2 separate regions of the Homo sapiens genome follow, and region 1 is linked to region 2. A link is an interaction called in ENCODE POLR2A ChIA-PET data of the cell type or tissue named here. Cell type or tissue: A673. All regions are shown on one strand. Region 1 has its middle 51 kb from the start of LINC00114. Region 2 overlaps ETS2 (ETS proto-oncogene 2, transcription factor).

Region 1 (2,500 bases), 92 kb before region 2:
TTTCACTGACTTTGACAACTCACTTTATTCGTCGGATTAATCGCAAACTGACTTCTCGTTGTTACAAAAGGGTGAGCTCTCCCTTAGATGGAATGTGTTGTCACCACTCTTTAATATTCTAAACAAGGCCTGAAAAAAAGGTGTTTGCCACATGCTTTAAGCTGTCGTAGGAGCAAGAGTGTAAGCTCACAAGCCAGCTACTCAGAAGAGGCCAATTTTTATTTAGAAATTTAAGCCCTGTTACATTCATTTATTTTTAAAGTACCTTGATTTTATAATTCCACCTGTTTATGACAAAACCACTGTTTTTCACAGGAAGCACAAAATTCATTTAGGCAAAGAAGTGTGAAAATGAATGAAGTTCTGCTCCAGCTCAGCTTCAGAGGAACCAAAGCCACTTGTACCACAGAGGATTCTACAAGGTCCCAACTGATCCCAAATGGCTTCCTACTAACTGTCACAGAGCCGAATCACACACCATTAGATTCACTGCTTAGGTCTGGTGTTATCAGAGGGCCTGCCCCAATATATGGACATGTCATGAGATGAGGAAATGACCCATCACCCTATGGAGTCCACCGTCTGTTTTGTTTTTTTTTTTTCAGACGGGGTTTTACTGTTGCTGCCCAGGGTGGAATGCAATGGCGCAATCTCGGCTTACCACAGCCTCTGCCTCCCAGGTTCAAGCAATTCTCCTGCCTCAGCCTTCTGAGTAGCTGGGATTACAGGCATGCACCACCACACCTGGCTAATTTTGCTTCACGCCTATAATCCCAGCACTTTGGGAGGCCGAGACGAGTGGATCACCTGAGGTCGGGAGCCTGACCAACATGAAGAAACCCCGTCTACTAAAAATACAAAATTAGTCCACCATCTTTTATCATCTTGATTAGATAAACTGTGGGAAGCAGAGAGCAGTAGCCTGGGGAAAGGGGCTTGGGTAGACAAGCTTTGATGCGTGAGTTGTCTGCAGAAACACCAGAAGCATGAAAGAGTTTGGCATTGAGCTGCTGAGCTCAGGAGGTAGCTGCAGACACAGGGCTCCTGGCTGAGCCCTGGAGGTGGTGGGAACATGGGGCTGTGGCAGCCTCAGGGCCTGTGTCAGCCAGGTGCCCCTTGAGCAGGGGAGCAGAGTCACTGTGAGTGTTATGAGAAAAAAACTTTTATTGTAGAAATTAGACCTTGTATAGTTGTGGAGGGAGCTGAAGAAGCCAAAGTCTCAGGGGCAGGGGGTGCGAGGAGAGGATCCTTGGTGGCGATACCAGCCAGTCACTTTGAGAAGCCAAACACACCTTGCTGCCAAATGAGGCCACAGAGGTAGAGGGCAGGAAGGGGGTTGCCGCTGACACTGTGTCACCTCTTAGGGTCTACAGCCAAACACCTAGGAAGACCAGCAGTCAGCATCACGGGCTCGGCAGAAGAGAGGACAGAGGACGCCCGCTGAAAACCCCGAGCGACCGCTACATCTACCCACCACCACATCTGGCTGATCAAAAGGCCTCCAGACAGCAACGGCCACGGCTTCACGTCTGCTTTTAAAATCTCACTCAAATTTCCCTTTGGGCTAGCTCTAACTCAAAACCACACGGGGACCTTTCAGCTGTAGATTCTGAAGAAGTTTGTTATGGAAACATGGCCTCATTAGAATAATCGGGGAGTGGATAGGTTAGATTATTGATTGGAAATATTCATTCTTCACCCTCCCATCCTCCCATGAAGGATAGAGTGTATTTTCCTATTCCTTGACTTTAAGTTTGTCCATGTGCCTTGCCTCAGCCAGTGGAATGAGGCGATTGAGGATGTGCCAATTCTAAGCCTAGGATTAAGAGGCTTCATGGGTTTCCACTCAAATTATTTTGCTCTGCCATGGACATGAGACTAGACTACCAGGTTGGACTCTTGCTTCTAACAGGAGGATAAGAGACATAGGCAGAGTTGAACCAGTCCAGCTGAACCCACTATACATCAGCCAAATGCTGGCTGACCTCCAGATGTGTGAGCAAACCTACCAAAATCAGCAGACCCGGATTAATCAACCCAACCTAGATTAGCTGACCCCCTGCTGACTCCCAGATGCATGAATTACATAAATGCCTACTGTTGTATGCCACTGAGCTTGTGCGGTTGTGTCTTACACAGCATTACTATGGCCATAAGAAACCAGAACAGAAATTGGTACCAGAAGTGGAGTGCTACTCTAACAAAAACCCAAGATATGTTGAATTGGTTTGGGGACCAGTGGAAGGAAGTAGAGAAACCTAAAGAGGCTGAGAAGATGATGAGAGAAAATAACTTGAGGATGCTGAACAGTAATGATTCATGTTAAGGAGTCTGAAATAGAAAATGTACCCAATTAACTTATGAATCTAGGCATGGACATCTCCAGGCAGAATACTGAAAGTGTGGGTTGGTTGCTTTTGACTTCAAAAAGGAGATGAGCTCAGAAAAGAACTGGCCAGTTTGTAAGCAGAATTTGGAGGGAATATGAAGAATTTGGAAC
Region 2 (2,500 bases):
TCATTTGTATCAACTTGGTGATTCTGATGTGGATTCTGATGTCTTGAGTGCCAGACGCCCCCCAGTGAGCCGCTGTTAGGAAACTGCAGGGGAACCCCTGAGCTGCCCCTCCTGGATGTTTTCAACATTGGCAAGCAGGTCCTCATCTCCCTGCTCTGCCCTGGAAAACAGACAGAAGAGTAGACATTAAAACACACCCAAACTTGTAATTTGGGTTTGCATCATTAGTTAAATCATCTCCCCTGCCCTGAGTTTTGGGGCAACAAATTGTTCTTTGTAATCCTTACCCATCGGTAGTTCTTTCTGTAGTTCTTCGTGTCATTGTTTATTCTTCTTAAAGGAATAGCACGTCAGATAATGTTCATACAATTACTGTGACAGAGCTATTAGTTGGAAACATGCCAGAGATGACTGTGTCATGTGAAGTAGGTGCTGAGAATACAGGCCAGAAAATTAATTAAAACGCATACACTGGCGTAAGCATAACCCTGCATGGCAGCCATTTATCATTCTTGAAATTGCTGAGGGTGTCTGGAGAAGATTGTTTTTCAATAAAAATGGAAGGTGTGGTTCCATTACCGTGCTAAGTGCGGCACATTCATATCACACTCACTTCTCAGCTCTACGCCTAGTTTAATGGAAGTGACTTCCAAATGATACAGTCCCTTCAGCCTTTTGACCAGAAACCATGCAACTGTTTTCATTGCCTACAATTTTAAAATAGACTTAGCAGTTTTCCCTACGCACAACTGCTTTGTGACGCTTTGCAAAATAGAATCAAATCTGAGTTTTATTTTAGATTTTTTTAATAAGTATAGTTCTGAGATATATATTTTCTCAATTATAGTCAGAAAAGTTTTTTGTTAATAGTTACACTGTTTTAAGGAATCATGCCAAGGTTTGAGATCAAAATTGTTCTTTTCCAAAAACTAAGATGTCTCTCCTAAATCTCCACCTGATATCACCAACTTGAAGTCCTAATGTCCCCATGGGGGGTTTCCTTCCAGACTCCGCCAACTGTGAATTGCCTTTGTTAACCCCGTGCAGCAAGGCTGTGATGAGTCAAGCCTTAAAAGCTACCTTCAGTGGCTTCAAAAAGGAACAGCGGCGCCTGGGCATTCCAAAGAGTAAGTACTGCTTTCCTGAGCCTGCACTGGGTGAGAAGAACCAACTTCAGTGCAGTTGTTTGATCTTGACTTGTTTATTAAGCTTTTGCTTGGGGTATTCTGCAAAGAGTAGCATGGATGTCGTTAACCTGAGCCAGTTTCTGTTTCACCCCAATCAACCCAAGACTTGATCCAGAACTCATTAAATATGTAGTAGAAGGACGCATTACTGGTGTCTTGAAATGTGCCTGGGTCGTGTCAGAATGGTGACGTGTCATCATGGTATCTTGCTCATTCGTGGGTTCTGGTGTATGTCGGTACTTGGTGCATAAATTAGGGATGACAGTGGTCTCACTACCTTTCCACTGTTTTTACCTCATGTGTTCCATTTTTTCTTCTCTCCTGGTAGACCCCTGGCTGTGGAGTGAGCAACAGGTATGCCAGTGGCTTCTCTGGGCCACCAATGAGTTCAGTCTGGTGAACGTGAATCTGCAGAGGTTCGGCATGAATGGCCAGATGCTGTGTAACCTTGGCAAGGAACGCTTTCTGGAGCTGGCACCTGACTTTGTGGGTGACATTCTCTGGGAACATCTGGAGCAAATGATCAAAGGTACCAGCTGAACGTCTTACTTCTCCTTGTCCAGGATGAGCTGTGGCCGGGAAGACTGATTGGGAAAGTCACGTGGGTGTTCTTCAACCTTAGGGTTGCCACTTGAAATGACATAGAGTACCTTGCCTCAAAATGCCACTCAAGTGAGTCAGATATATGGCAGTGATTATAGATTTTTATCCCACTTTATGTGAGTGTGTGTGTGTGTGTGTGTGTGTGTGTATAGCATCAAGTATAGCCACAAGGTAGTAGCCTTAGTCACTAAATTGTTTGCTATTGCTGGCTGTATTCATCACGGGAGTCCATGTTGACTCAGATATGTAGGACAGCAAGAATTCCCACGTCTTCTGAGCTCACCTTACAGAGCTAAGAGATATGGCAGCCTTAATGAAAGGGGGGAGCCTTTACTCACATAAACCCTGTGAATTCTACTGTAAATTTTCCTACATCCAAATGGAATGTATTTTGGATGTTGAGGATTGTTGAGGGGGCGGGGTCTGTTTTTAAACAAGTGAGAAATTGATATATATTTACACGCTATCATATTGTACAGAAACTGGCCATTGATCAGTAGAAATCTCACCAAATACAGAGAAAGTCTTGATTCAAAACTTAAAATAGCAGGGAGACCAATGTTTAAAACATGTTGAGTTAAAAAAGAAAAGAGGGCCAGGTGCGGTGGCTCACACCTGTAATCCCAGCACTTTGGGAGGCGGAGGCGGGCAGATTACTTGAGGTTAGGAGTTCAAGACCAGCCTAGCCAATATGGTGAAACCCTGTCTCT

Evidence for each region. ChIA-PET counts read pairs that join two places held together with the same protein. Peaks named below come from ENCODE experiments on the same cell type or tissue, not always from the same donor. Only the 100,000 strongest peaks of a DNase experiment are listed, where the experiment ranks them.
Region 1: POLR2A ChIA-PET joins it to region 2 with 8 read pairs; 6 of 35 experiments call an interaction of 5 or more read pairs at or near these places.

Annotation. Positions count from the first base shown.
Region 1 is chr21:38,721,569-38,724,068 of GRCh38, forward strand. No RefSeq gene overlaps it. Among named protein-coding and RNA genes, the nearest start is that of LINC00114, 51 kb to the right of the region's middle. In A673, no CTCF peak of the experiment used is centred here; no DNase peak of the experiment used is centred here.
Region 2 is chr21:38,813,266-38,815,765 of GRCh38, forward strand. ETS2 (ETS proto-oncogene 2, transcription factor) reads left to right here. Exons shown (of 10, transcript NM_005239.6): 4 at 1,008-1,127; 5 at 1,516-1,716. Among named protein-coding and RNA genes, the nearest start is that of ETS2, 8.6 kb to the left of the region's middle. RefSeq lists enhancers at 579-1,365, 762-1,961. In A673, no CTCF peak of the experiment used is centred here; DNase peaks (open chromatin) are centred at 416 and 1,046; H3K27ac peaks cover 2,500 bases.